Regions from separate parts of the Homo sapiens genome. Here region 2 is linked to region 1. Evidence: chromatin contacts called from ENCODE Hi-C data. All regions are on one chromosome and are shown on one strand. Each heading gives the region's core, a stretch centred on a gene start or an enhancer-like site at or near the end of the contact. The rest is flanking DNA. Distances are from core to core; before and after follow the strand shown.

The links. Hi-C counts contacts between places; a loop is a spot of excess contacts on that map. Pooled maps may share reads with other maps.
Region 2: a pooled map shows a loop between it and region 1 (8-fold over the local background). The contact joins the promoter of B3GLCT here to the promoter of NUP58 in region 1. A Hi-C loop is called at or near these places in 6 of 50 pooled maps.

The regions. Positions count from the first base shown.
Region 1 is chr13:25,297,262-25,304,849 of GRCh38, reverse strand. NUP58 (nucleoporin 58) reads right to left here and starts at 3,225. Exons shown (of 16, transcript NM_014089.4): 1 at 2,970-3,225. The coding sequence starts at 3,076. RefSeq lists enhancers at 2,930-2,979, 3,090-3,169, 3,330-3,569.
Region 2 is chr13:31,197,010-31,204,597 of GRCh38, reverse strand. It overlaps B3GLCT (beta 3-glucosyltransferase), which reads right to left and starts at 4,623. Exons shown (of 15, transcript NM_194318.4): 1 at 4,444-4,623. The coding sequence starts at 4,513. RefSeq lists silencers at 3,663-3,912, 3,973-4,872, 4,923-4,982.

The DNA.
Region 1 (7,588 bases), core at 1,976-4,475:
GATACTAAAACATTACTGCCGGCTGGGTGTGGTGGCTCACGCCTGTAATCCCAGCACCTTGGGATGCCAAGGTGGATGGATCACCTGAAGTCAGGAGTTTGAGACCAGCCTGGCCAACATGGTGAAACCCCATCTCTACTAAAAATACCAAAAATAAAAATAAAAAATTTAGCCGGGTGTGGTGGCGTGCCTGTAATCCCAGCTATTTGGGAGGCTGAGGCAGGAGAATTGCTTGAACCCGTAAGGTGGAGGTTGCAATGAGCCAAGATCACGCCATTGCACTCCAGGCTGGGTAACAAGAGTGAGACTGTCTTAAAAAAAAAAAAAAATACATATATATATATATATATATATATATATATATATATATAATCTTGACAACATAACTGAAGACATTATGAAGTATTACATAATGAAAGTTGAAAATACTGCCAAAGAAACACATCAAAATGAAATTTTTCTCTACCACAAAAGCAAGAGAGAAATTTTGGTGGCAGTGAAATTTACTAAATTCAAGAAAAGCAAAAGCTACCCTAAACTTGACCAATTATTGCCTCAAACCAATGTTATCTGCCAAGGACTTGATAGGATGTACTGTAGAAAAGCCAACTTGACTCAATCACATCTGGAATGTTATTTTAACTTGCCCAGCTTGCCCTAATGCAGACTTGGTAGCTAACATAATAGCTAAGATTTACTGAGCACTTAGCAAGTGCCAGACTTGATGCTAAATATTTAAATACTTCATCTCACTCATCAACTCAGGTAATATATTATACTCCTTTTCCAGATGTGAGAACTCCCCTAAAATGACCAACCTCAAGACATCAAATCACTAGGTGGCACTAGGGGCTGTCAGGCCTCCCAACCAGCACTCTAACAAATTTATGTCGGACAGTCTCCTCTTTCATTAATTTATCCAAGCCTCTCTAAAACTTGGGTAATTTTTTATAGCTTATTACTAATAACTCATTTGCTCAGTCATTCAAATTGTTATTAAAGCCCTTTTTCTATGCCAGGCACTGTCCTTGGGACTGACAATGAGGTGGGAAATTAAGACTCAGACCTTGCCCTCAGGCAGTTTCTAGTCAGTGAGAGACATAGGTATTAATTATTCTAGTGCTGAGATCTGACAACAAACAAGTTAACAATAAATATAACAAACTGATTACAATTGTGATCAGCACTCTAAGAGTACTAGGAGAATGGAAATCTCCCCTAGACTGACAGGTCAGAAAAGGCCTCTCTGGGGAAGAGACCATTTGATATTTGCAAGGAAGGGGCTGGCAAAGCCCACTTGAAAAGAGAAAAGGCCATGTTGCTAGGACAGGCTTTCTAAGATCAGGACCATGAGAGAAATATAAAAATTAATTCATCAAGTCATAAGCAACATTAAAAAAAAAAAGAAATAGAAAATATCAAAGTGCATCCCATGAAGTAAGGGTATCTTTCTCTGAAACTTCATTTCAGTTATTTAGGGTGGTAGTTGTGTGTTTGTTTTTAACAGTGGGTCTGCATAGCTAAAATAAAAAGATGGGCTCAAGATGAGTCCCGCTCAAGATGAGTCCCCAGAGGTTCCAGCAGAAGTGGACCTTGCAGACTATGGTAAGTTTTTTTTTCTTTTTTAAACTTCATTCTAACGATGGCGGGTAATGATTAAAGAGAGAGCAATGGGAATTTTGTTTTTCAATTACTCTGGCTAAAATGTGGCAGAACAGATTGAAGAAGTTGATTGGAGTAGTTTTCATCTAAAACAAGAAAGACAGCTGGTTAAAAATCTGACAAGAATCAAAATTATTTTCATAAGAATGTAAGGATCAAGAGAGCAAGACTCTTAATACCTAAAACAGAGCCTTGCACATGGGAATCTGTCCAATAAATATTTGTTCCACGAATGACAATAGCCTAAGCAGGGTTGTGGAACTGGAAATAAAGACAAACAGAAATGGCAGAAGTAACATTATCAGAACCTGTTGTTGAGCGAGTAGAGTAAGAATAACGGAGGTATGGATGAAAATTCAAATTTCTGAATTGACTGTGTAGTCCGTGGTTCCTCCTCCCTCCCTTTTTAAACTGCAGGTCATGCTTAAGTATTTGCCTTTTAAATCTACAGCCACATCTTTTAAGCTTCAGGAAGTATCTTGTTGACAGTGTGCACACTCCTTAACTTTATGAACCCCTCCACCTTTATCTTAAAAAAAATTGAGTTCTAAAGCTTAAATCTCTCATTAAAATGTCTCACCACTTTGTTTCTTTCTGGATAGTTATGTTTTTGTCGCCACCTGAACTAATGGGTTGCACAAAAACAAGGAACATGCTACCTACGTTTTGTAATTTAAGTAAAAGACAAATTGAGTTATTACAACACAACATTCTCGCATCAGATATACTAATCTGCACATACTGCAGAAAATTACCACTAATAAACACTGTAAAAAAGTGTTTTTGTTTTTTTTAACAAAAACAGATAAGGTCCCATGTGGCACAAAAGCTTGAAAAGCTGGTTAAAAACCACAAAGTTATTAAAACACCGTCATATCCAAAACCGCAAATGCTGCAATGAAATCGGAATTATCTATCATAAAACTCCACAGTATGCTATAATTTCATTCATTCATTCAATGTTCATTCTATGCCTAAGACTGACACATCGCTAAAGCTCCGGGGTAGACCCCAAGGCCCTTCCACGCAGTCAAGACCCCACTAGGTCCAAATAATGCCTGAACTATACGTGGATTCTGGAAACCTCACAGCACAGAACCCATCCCGCCCTCCACTTCACCAGGCCGCGCTGGGCCCGGGTACCGCGGCGAGAGGCCTACGACGCCGGGCGGCTAGATTAAGTGCTTCTCTCCAGCCCCACTGGGAAGGAAGCCAGAGGGAAGAGACAGGATGGGGACACCAAGGGAGCTTTGCGGGGGTGGGGGTGGGGGTGAATCCGGCCCAGGAAGGCGAGAAAGTGCGGTTACCTAGACGCTCCCGTTCCGAAGGAGAAAACGCCGCCTGTGCTGGTCCCGCCGGCGGCCACGGTGGTGGAGCCCAGAGTCCCGGACCCGAAGGAGAACCCTGTGGACATGTCTGGCCAGGGCTCGACGCCGTCAGCAAGGCGAAATGGGTCTGGGACACTTCTCTCGCCTCAAAGCCGAGGCGGGCCGGGCAGCATCTCTCTCGCCCGGCACGGACCTGGCGGGAACTTCCAGCCCCAACGGCGGCGAAGGCAAGGCTGAGGGGGTGGAGCAACCACGCAAAAGTACGCCCGGCGCTCGCCGCGCGCACGTAGCCCGCCGGAAGTGTAACCGTCACGCAATGAGCCCTGGTACGTGAGTGGGGGACGGCGAGCCGCGCAAGGTACGCTGGGACCAGGCGAGAATAGGCGTACTGCCTAATCTCTTAAAGGAGTAGGCTCCCAGAGTTTAAAAACAGTAAAACCATTTCTGTCATTTTTTAGTTCTTCTATCGTAGCATCTGTACTGACATAATCCGCACTTTAGGGTGATGAATGTCAATTGCTACTTCTATCTAGCCTCCTGCCAAAATTGATGCTCAGAATCGCAGAATCGGGGAGGTCCCTCCTGAGCATCTCTAAGCTCCCCACTCAGAAAAGGAGGCGGCTTCGGGCTTTCGTTGGCTGCCGCCCCATCCCTAAGAAGGAAGGGGAGCGTGTCTGCTTCCTGAAGGTTCGGAAATCAATCGAAAATAATCCATGCAACCGTCCCACGACGTGAGCCCCACCCCTGCGCCCCAGGCCTCGCGGAGCCAGTTGGTCGCAGTTGTTGCGAGCCCGACGCCCAGCCCCGAAGGGGGCCCAGAAGAGCGTCCCAGGCGTCCGTGGGGTGGCCGGCTGTGGTCCTGGCGCCCAGAAGTGGCCAGGCCCGCTGGATTTCCTGGGATGCGGTCAAGTCCACAAATACTGTCCGTGCATCCTGATGCTGGAGGGCGGGACCTTGGGCCGAGCGAGTGTGGCTCCGCCAGAAGGGCCCTCGGACACAACCGGTGCTGGAGGAACTACAAAGTGGAAGGATTAGGAAACGCACAGGAACATGTACGAAAGAAGGCGAAATGTGAGGTGTAACTTACATTTCTAGGATAACTCAAGAAAAATTCGCGTTTAAAGAGAACCTCTCTGGCGAAGCATCAGGAAAGGCTTCCTGGTGGTGGTGCATTCGAGGGTTGTCATCATAGTGTTAGTTTTTATTTTTCCCTCAGGGATTGTTACATTACTCCCCCAAATGGTTTTCCTACTCGTGATCTCTAACAAAATCCATCCCATAAGCAACCCCCGGATTTATGATCTAAAAAGCCCAGTGGCTCTTTAGTTTGGCACTTGATGACCTCCGTATGATTAGTCTTTCTAACCTCATCTCACAGTTCTCCCTAATTCAGTACTTTAATCTTCCGTTGAGCTTGGGCATTGCCACCAGCTGTGGACTGAACTATTTCCCTCCTCCCCCAATCCATATGTTAAAGCCCTACCCCACCCCAATATGTTGGTATTTGGAGATGGAGCCTTTGGGAGGTAATTCAATTTAGATGAGGTCACCTTGGTGGGTCGCCCATGGCGAGATTAGTGCCCTTATGAGAAAAAACAACGAAGAGCTTGTTCTCCTCTGTGTGCCATGTGAGGACAGAGCAAGAAGGGGCTTTCACCTGGAACCCAAACTGCCCCATCTTTATCTGGGACTTAGCCTCCAGAATTGAGAGAAGTAAATGTCTGTTGTTATAGCCACCTCAGTCTATGGTATTTTGTTGTATCAGCCAAGCAGACTAATACACCACCTCTGTGTTTGTATAATTAAAAAGAAACGTACATTTTATTTTGTTTTTTAAATTTAATTTATATTTTACTTTATTTTGAGACAGAGTCTCGCTCTGTTGCCCAGGCTGGAATACAGTGGTGCCATCTCGGCTCACTGCAACCTCCGTCTCCTGAGTTCAAGCGATTCTCCTGCCTCAGCCTCCCAAGTAACTGGGATCACAGGCGCACGCCACCACGCCCGGTTAATTTCTGTATTTTTCAGTAGAGATGGGTTTTCACCATGTTGGCCAGGCTGGTCTTGAACTCCTGGCCTCAAGCGATCTGCCCACCTCGGCCTCCCAAAGTGCTGGGATTACAGGCGTAAGCCACTGTGCCCGGCCATAACATTTTAAACGTCATAGAAGTCATAATGGGAATGATAAAAAAGAAAAAAGGGATATATTTGGATTAAGATATAAATAAAAACTTCATAGTTATCGAACAGGAGGCAAAAATAAAAGATTGTTGTGAGTTTTAAAGCTTCGGTGATATAGAGAAAGCTATTTTCAGTGATGGCTATAGGGTGGTCAGTAAGAGGATTGTTCACATAAAGTCTAGGAGACTTCCTTTTGACTGAAAAAAAAAAAGATCCTGATGATTTTTATGGGAAGATAGAAAGGCACTCCCTATGTCTTTTGATTTTCTCGTGTATTCTTTCCAAAACTATTGAAGAATACCAACCTACAATTAGTAATAGCAAAATGGCTGGCACTTAAATATATAATAATGAACAAGACTTGTAATATTCACAGGAAAGAAAGAACATGTAAAAATATCATAGGGACTAATTTCCTAATAGGGGAAACTGGGTGTGAGGAATATGAGCACACTATGTAATAATTCTGTAAATCTGTAACTTTTTTTTTTTTTGGATGGAGTCTCACTCTGACACCAGGCTGGAGTGCACTGGCTAGATCCTGGCTCACTGCAACCTCCGACTCCCTGGTTCAAGCGAGTCTCCTGCCTCAGCCTCCTAAGTAGCTGAGATGACAGGCATGCGCCACCATGCCCAGCTAATTTTTGTATTTTTAGTAGAGCTGGAGTTTCACCATGTTGGCCAGGATGATCTCAATCTCCTGACCTTGTGATCTGCCTGCCTCGGCCTCCCAAAGTACTGGGATTACAGGCGTAAGCCACCGCGCCCAGCCACATCTATAACTGTTTTGAAGCTGAACGTTTATAAAAGAAATAAAGGAAGTCTGACTTAGATTAAAGTTTGGGTTTTGGGGGAAGCCATTCCAATTAACAAGCAAACTATCCTTTCAACTTTATCAAAATTTTAGTGTAGCATTTCTTGCCTTGTATCTGGCAGAATATTTTAAGTTATACTACATAATAAATCCCCAAATCACTCAAGGAGGAGCACTGCAGAGACAAAATCTGGAATATCTGATGAGCAGTATTGCAATCTACCACTAGATGCACTAAGTATAAGACTAAATCTTGGAGACCCCTTCTCATCTCATATACCTTGTGCCGCTTGTCCTATTAGTGAAGAAAGAAATTACATCCTTACATTCTACAGAAATGAAACTCCAAAGAAAGCAGCTTTCAATAAGCTCAATGGTTTGGTTAGTGAATGGAAAACAGTAAAATAGCAGTAACTGAGCATTACGCATACATAAGTCTGAATCCTATCTGCAACTGAGCAGAACCATGGAGCACTGGAATCTGGCTTAACCTTCCTGACCTAGTCTAGGTAGAGTAACAAATCCTATCCCAAAGGATCTTCTAAATATTACGCTTTTTAACATTAGAGGACTTGAACCTATGTGTCAGTTCTATGTGAATTGCTGCTTCCAGGGATGAAGCAAGTGCTTCAGATTCTAAATTCTAGAGTAGGCCATCTTGTCTTTCCTTGCTTCTTATATTGTAAGCATTCTGTTAGAGAACTGCATCTTTTGCTGATTTGCCAGCAGGATGATGACATTGTTAATGTCATAATCAAACTGAATTATCCAAACAGAAATAGCACTGTAAAAAATTTACTTTTTTTTTTTCTTCCTTTTTGAGACAGGGTCTGGCTCTGTGCCCAGGCTGGAGTGCAGTGGCACCATCTTGGCTCACTGCAACCTCTGCCTGTCTGGCTCAAGCGATCCTCCCACCTCAGCCACCCGAGTAGCTCGGACTACATAAAGGTGTCCACCACCATGCCCGGCTAATTTGTTTATTTGTAAAGATGGGTTTTCACCGTGTTGCCCAGGCTAAAACTTCTAATTTGTGTTTGCATTAACATATCTAAAATAGGTTTGCTTTGGTGGGGGTGTTCAGATCAGGATAACCATTTGAGAACCTCTCTCAGCAGCGGTTCTAAGACAGAAAAGAAGTGGGAATCTGAAGTCTATTGAAAGGAGTCTGTAATATCTCCAGTTCTGGTCCTCTGAAATATCCAGAAAAGAGGTTATCTTTTAGAAATTACATGTAACCATTTGCCTTCAATCACAGTCTTTATCTTGAAAATTATTCTCAGAAAAGGTCTTAAATATTTTAGGGTTTTAAATATTTGAGTAGTGTCCTTCCACTTTAAAAATTCATTAAGTTCTCAAGTGATTGAACAACAGCAACAACCAAATGTATATAGAGAGATAAATCAATAATGCAAATTATAGGATGACTGTCAAAACAAGGTATATGGGTGTTCATTGTAATAATTTTACAACTTTTCTGTAGGTTTGAAATTTTCAAACTACAAAGTTAAGGGGGAAAAGCTTAAAGTTAAAACAAAAGTTCCCAATCACAGGTCAGAACAGTAATTGTCTATTTCCTGATGAATTTTTTCACTCATCACCCAAT
Region 2 (7,588 bases), core at 3,374-5,873, 5.9 Mb before region 1:
TGATCTGCAAGGCCCTACCCAACCTGGCCCCTAATGATCTTGCCAGCCCTTCAGTCCTCCGTCCTTTCTCCACTTGGCTCCTTCACCACCAAGCTCTGCCACCCACTTACCTGATTTCTGCTTCCCTTTCGGGTCTGAGCTCTAACGTCACATCCTCTAGGAAGCCTTCCTTGACCCTTACCCCACAGTTTCTCAAGCTTGCCACTGTTGGCATTTTGGATCCGATAATTAATTGTTCGATGGTGGGGTGGAACTGTCCTGTGCCTTTGTAGGATGTTCAGCAGCACCCCTGACTCTAGATGTCAGTAGCACCCTCTGCCAAACCAGCCCCTGGGATAACCAAAAAGTATCCAGACAGCAACAAACGTTCCCTGGGGTGCAAGATGGCTCCCTGTTGAGATCCATCTCCCCAGTCTAGGCAAAAGCCATCTATCTCCCTGCAGCATGTTCTCACAGCATCCTGAACATCTCTTCCACAGCATTTGGCACAGACACGATTCATTCTGTAGTCATTACTGCTTAACATCACCTTGCCTTTCGGGCTGCAAGCTCCCCAAGGGTAGAGACAGACTAGATCTGTCTTGTTCCTGCAATATCACGATGCCTGACACACAGTAGGTACCCACATTACTCTGAATAAATGAGAGGCTTTGGGCAGTTTTTCTTTTTAACACTATTTTTAAATTGACATTCTTCTAGTAGTTCAAGTCAACGCCTACGTTAAATCAGGTTTCTTTGGGAGTTGCTTAGTGACTAGAACTTTGAAATCATGGTAGTAAGGAAGAACTTCCTCAATAGGTCTGATGAACCCTTGAAACTCACAACTTTTCCTTTATCATGGAAAAGATGAGATTAACCTATGGGGACTCCCATATATTGTTCTTAAGAAGTAATCTGTGCAAAGCCAAAGATGGATCACACATAATGCTACAAGAGGAAAAACAGAACATTTGCAAATTTTCTCTAAGTAGTACCTTTATGCCTAAAAATTATGCTTGCTTGCTTGCTTCATAATGAGTCTAGTAAAACACACCAAAAAAACCTGGCTCCAAAAGAGCCAATTATAAGGAAGTGCTCAAATACCGAGCCCACAATGTTTGTCCCGCAGGAAGTTACCAAAGGGGTCAAAGCACCTCCTTCGAATTCACACTGCTATTTGAAACAGATGCTCTCCCTCCCTCCCACTGGCTTAGCTGTTGGCTACTGGCAAACTCCCCTGGGTCAAGTCCATGACCTGGGGAGCCATGCCAACTCGGAGGTCCTGGACTACCTGGATGACAAAGAATCCATCCAGAAGATTAAAATCTGTGCCAGTAATATCTGCATACTGCTTAAGAAATAAAGAGAAGGTTTTAAGAATCAAAAAACACAAAACAACCTGGAATTAGGTCTGACTCTTGGTGTCCTAAAATTTCTGACTCATTGCAATGAAAGGAATCTGGGCAAGACCTGGCTCAGAATGAAAAACCATCCCCAATTTTGGCAGGTGCTAAGAAATACAAAGTTGGCTCACACAGGGAAGTGACAGACAGGCATGTGAAAAATAAAAGCTAATACCTATTATTTTATCAATATCATTGGTTCGAATAAGCTTCTTCTATCAATTAGGATTAGGTTTGGCAATAGGATTAGGTTTGGCTGCATATAATCTCATGCAATACAAGTCTGCAAACAGGAAATGCAGAGCTGACATGATGCTCCACATCCATCTGGCATCCAGGCTTCTTCTATCTTTCTCTTCTACCATCCTTACTACTGGCTTCCATCTTCAAGGTCACCTCATGGTCACAAGATGGCCACCATGGCTCCATCCCTCAGATCCACTTAATAGGCAATGGGAAGGAGGATAACACAGAGCAAAAAGGCCTGCATCCCAGCTGAGTCAGCCACCTTGAATGAGCTTTACCAGGAGCCCCACCAAACAATCTCTAAAGATATCTCTGTAGAGCACTAGCTGCCCCTATATGCAAAGGCCACTGAGAAATGTCTCACAGTGCTGCTGCCACCGCTGCCACCACCACCCCACCATCCTTCCCCCCAACCCAGATTATATTAGTTTTGTTAGGAAAACAAGGGCTAAAGGGTTACTTCGCAGGTGGCTGTCAATCTCTGCTACAACGGGATCAGTATGTTAAAACTGTAAGAGGTGGCAAAGTGCTAGTATTCTATCCAGTCCATTCGCCCTGTTCATATGAGAAAACTGAAGCTCAAAGCCACTAAAAGCCACACAGCTAACAAATGGTAACCTGGAGGCCTGACTCAATCTTCTCATTCTGAAACTGGTGCCAGACTTTAGAACCAAAGTTGCAGTGAACCGTGTCTGTATATGCATGTGGGTTTAAAAGAAATTTTCTATATTGACTTTTCTCTAAAAATATAAACAAATATGCTCTAGTTTGTGGGGAAACTAAACTATATAGTCAGGCCAATCTTATATGGGAATATTTAAGGTATTTATAAACTATCAAGATTGTTCACATGTGACAGAACGCCTGTCACATTCTGTTTCAGCAAGATTCCAAGAACATCGTAAGTGGGGACATCTTTATACGTGTCGGTGCCCTTCCCCTAAATCGAAGCAGAGCTCCATAAAAGGTATTCATGATTCACTTCAGACCTCGAAGAATACAGCCTCCCGTCTGTGCCAACCCATGAAAGCCAGTTCCCAAAGGCCAAATGTCTCACAGGGACCTTTTAATGCATTTTATGTCTTATTTATTGTGCTTATCTGACAACTTCACAAGGCTAATAGACATCTCTAAAAATGTGTTGACATCTTAGTGCATTCTGAATGTCCTTCAGTGTATTATCAAATTTGGACAGTGCAAATATTCCCCTGGGGGTAATAAAAAATAGACACAGCAATACAAATGTGCATTTCAGCCCATATGTTGTATATATTATATACAAATATTATACCCCCAGTACAGCATTATAAAGTGCAGTGCTATAAATAGAATACCAATTTCAGCTACCACCCACCCATTTGGTTAGTTGCAAAACATCCAGGCAACAAGCCAACTGATGCAGCCAGGAGTCACCCAGTCGCTTTCCCAAACCTCCAACCTCCCTTTCTCCCAGGGCTGCCACCCAGCAATGCCCTTCTTCCACTGAAGCCGATTCCAGCCAAATTCAGTCGCTCCCCAAGACCAACTACAGCCTTCTCTGCCGGAGGTGCCCTAATATTTTTAATTACACTGCTGCCTAATTAATCATGCATGTAAACAATTACCAACTAATCTTGCTCTTTTCCCACACTTACTGAGCGCCTATAGAAATGCCAGAAGTACACAAATGCAGCAAATTAATCCTTATTCAGAGAGCTTAAATACAAATAAAAACAGGCTGTCAAGGTTCCGGTGGGCTAACAAGAGCAGTGCGCAATAACGCTACGTCTTTTCCTAAACTGCACCATTCTGCCATTACTAAAAAATCTGAAATCATTGCCTTTTCACACCAGCAAGTCTGGGTTAGAGGACAAAAACTCTGTAGCAGTCTGAAAAAAAAATAATTTTTCGCTCAAGCTTTCAAAGTTGAACAAATCTGATCATGAAAGTCAATTACAAGGCTGCTTTTTTTTTTTTTTTAACTTTTATCACATCGTTTTAAGATAAAGGGGGGAAATGCCCTTGCGAGGAGAAAAGAAATAAAAAAGAATGGGCATTACAGCAGCAGGAGACCGGGCAAGCACTGCTCTGCTCGCAGACGTGTCCCCTGATGTCCCCAGCGGAGACCCGAGACAGGAGCAAGCCTCCCCGCCGCGCCAGCTCCCGCGGAGGCCCAGCGGGCGCCCCTGTCCTCCTCCGGGTCGGAATCCGGGAAGGGCTGGCGCCGAGCTGGCCGCTTATCCTCAGGGGCCAGGGCACGTCCCGAAGGCCCTGCGGAGGGGCGCGCGGACACCGGGACCGCAGTCCTCGCCCCCGGGGGTCGAACAGGAGCCGCGGGGCCTCGAGGGCCGCCTCGCCGGCTCCCGTCCAGCCTCCCGCCCGGCGCGGGGCGCGCAGGACGGCGGAGCGCGGGCGGAAGGCAGGGGGGCGGGACCGCCGCCGCCGCCACTCGCGCTGTTGCAAAGTTTCTTCGGTGGCACAGTTCCTGCGCGCTTCCTGTGGGGGCGGCTGCTGCGCCCTCGCCGCCCCGTCGCCCGCCGGTTCGGGGCGGCAGAGGCTGGGAGACGCGAGTCTGGGGCCGGGGCGGCAGCGGGGACCCAAGACCGAAAGGGGCCGAGCGGGCACGCCTCGGGTCCCGGGCCCGGGTCCCACCTGGGCGCCGCGAGAGGGCGCTGCTGACGGCGCGGCGCGGCGGGGACCGGACGGCGGGACGCGCGCGCCGGCGGGGCAGGGCTGGGCCGCCCTGCGCCTCCCTCCCCGCGCCGACCGGGGCACGGGCGACTGTGCCCGCGAACCCCACGCCTCGCCCTTGCGCGCCTGGCCGCCCGCTACTTACCCAGGGAGCAGGTGAGGAGCGCGAGCAGCGCCGGCGGCGCGAGCAGCCACCAGCAGGCGGGCGGCCGCATCCTGGCGGCGGAGGCTGAGCGCCCTACCTGGGCGCGGGGAAGGGAGACGCGCGGGGAGCGGAGCTGCGCCGCTGCCGCCGCCGCCCTGCCGCCGCGGCTGACCCTTCTCTGCCGGCTCCCCTCCTCCCTCCGTCTCCGCCGCGCCATCGCCGGCCGCGCCCTCTGGCGGCCGGGAGCGGGAGCACCCCTGTGCGCGCTTCCAGCGTCTGCCGGGCTGGCGGCTGCGGCTGGTGTCCGGCCCGACGGGCTGCTGCGGTAGAGGTGGCCGCGGCTCTGCCCTCACGGCGCCCTCCTTCGAGGCGTCTGACCTCTGCCCCCTCCAGCCACCAGCCTCCACCCCTCCTCTTCCTTTCTCCTCTGCGTCCCTCCTGACCTAGGCCGCGTCCCCTGCCTTCATGCCCTCCCACCTTACCGCGTCACCCCCATCAGTAGTTCTACCTGTGAAGTGGAAGCGAGCAGTAATCACTTTTCCTCCCTGCTAATGTATTATCTGCTGTGGAAAAAAAAATGTAATCAATAGTTCAACTCTTAATATTGTTGGCACCAATGCTCTACTTTGATGAAGGTGTTTTTAATCAGCTCAACTAATTTACTTAATATCCCCTTTAAATGGAATTTGGCCAATAGCCTAGGTCTGGGATTTGGCTTTTAAACAAGTTTGTGTAAATGTAATTTTCTATAAATGTAATTTTAAGTGTTCACCATAATGGAAGAGAGTGGGTGTAATTTTATTCAAAATATAAAAATTAATTAAACTGGAATACAGAGAAGTGGAGCAATGTGGGAGTGCCTCCTGTTCCCGCAGGACTGCGAAGGGCTTTCCTCCCCAGCCCGGTAGAGTGGTGGCCCTGATAGGGGACTGGTCCTGTTGTGTTGTGTGGTGCACTGAAGGGGAAAGCATTACAAGTAAGAACTAGAGGCTCCCTTCAGTGGTTCTGAACTCCTTCGTGCCTCCCTCAAGCCTTGGCTCACTTCTGTTTCCAAGGAAGTGCACAGGACCAAGTGCTTTTCCCAGCCCTAGTTTAGCCCATGACCTCTTGAAGGCAGTTTCTATGTTTTCCTTCATATTTACTCATTTGTTGGATACCTACTATGTGACTGCAACTCTGCTAAGCACCCTAGGAATGCCAGTATCTTTCACATGGACATACAACATTCACCTACTTGCTAAACATTTAAGGAGGAGGAGGCCCTGGGAGTACAAGTAGGATGGCCCTGGGAATACAAGTAGGATGTCCTGGAGACAGAGAAGCAGGTGCTGAATAAACATTTGTAGGCTTGAGCCCTCTTAACTTGAATGCGTTTAGGGGACTTAGGCTCTAATGCATTAGGACAGTATTGTCTGCAATTGTGCAATACCTGCTGGGATTGTTTTGAAAAGGAGGCCTGGAGACAAAGAATTTTCTCTCTGTGTGGTTTATATTGACTTCTTAAAACTGGGAACTAAATATTTCACGTGTGATCCATTTAGTGTGAGTGCAAATAGTTCCCTTTTGTTCCATTCGCCCAAGGTTTATGGTCTCTTGTCAATACCATTTTGATGGGAGGAAAAAGAAATGTAGGGATCCTTCCATTTCATTTCTTAGTGAAGCATTTCAAATCTATGGTTGACTGAATTCATTGCTTTTATCCTTGGGAAATTCTCAAGCTTACCTGCCTAGTAGTTCTAGATTGTTTCCAATTTCCAAAGCTGTTTTCGCTTTTTTCCAAGAAAATATTCCTTGCATATGTGGGGTAGTAAACATTTAACCAAACTGTTTAATTAGACACAGAAGACTAATAAGCAGGGTCAAATGCCTACTCCACGTGGGTAAGCAACTCCTGGTGCTTAATCAATGTTTTCATGGAAATTCATCATGTTAGAGTATTACTATGTTCCAGAACAAGGTGTGGAAAATTAAGCCCTAAGGACAACAGAGAACACACCGTTTAAGTAATAAACTTGCCCTGGTGTCCTTCCTTTCCACAGTAGACATAGATAAATGGCACATTACAAAGCTCCATAACTCACATTTTAAAAAGAATTGCCTTTCACTTACTCTAGTCATATGATAAATGGACTTGCTGGGAGTTCTCTCTCCCAATCACATGTCAGGAGAGTTTCCTAGAGCAACGTACTGATGAGGATACTAACAGATACATGATAGGCACTGCTTGCCTATAACATTGACTGTAAAGGAACAACTCTAAGTAGAAAAAAAATAAATCCTATAAACTTTAAGATTGTGATATGAAAACAAGCAAGCCATCTTCTTGGGATTTACTCAATCCCAGCTGTCACCTCCATGCTGGCCCCTGAAACTTTCTTTGTTGAGGGACAGGGGAAGAAGCAAGGAGCCATCTTTTGTTGGGGAAGGCACTGTCGCAACCTGGTTAAAACAGACTGGTAATTTTACAGATAATTTTCTAAATACTAAAGGAGAACATAAAGACATACTAAAACCACTGAGAGCCAAATAATCTAATGAACAAGTTCCAAACAGATGGTTTCTGATCTTACAACAGTTATCCTTGAGGCCCAAAAGGCTGAACTCCATTCATTCAAATGATAGGGAGCACCTCTAGCTGATGTGCCCTTTGCTAAGCTCTGGGGCAGATATTAAAGAGCATAAAACATGGTCCTGGGCCCAAGAACTCACGGTCCAGTTTGGGAGACAAAAATGTTCATAACTAACTTTGCTACCTTCTTATAAATGCTATGGCATGCGTAGATCAGCACACTTTGGAACACACAGGGAAAAAAAAATCTCTCAGGGCCTTTGGAATCTGTAAGAAAAGAAGCGACTGTTGCACAGGATCTTAAAGGAGAAATAGCAGGTTCCTGAGCTGAGAAAGGAGGACAGGCGCCCCAGGCTGAGGCACAGCACGAATGTGCAAATCAACAGTAGTGTGGCGGGTGGGGAGAGGGGCTGCAAGGAGGAACAGCTTCTCACTGTGCCCCCTCCAGCCTGCTGCCTCTCTCCTGTGACTTGGAAGGGGCCTCCCAGGCACCCTGTTTCTATACTAGCAAAGCCCAAAGGGCATATTCCAACTCTTCCCACTCTCGGTGCCCTTTCACTCAGTGTCAGGCCTAAA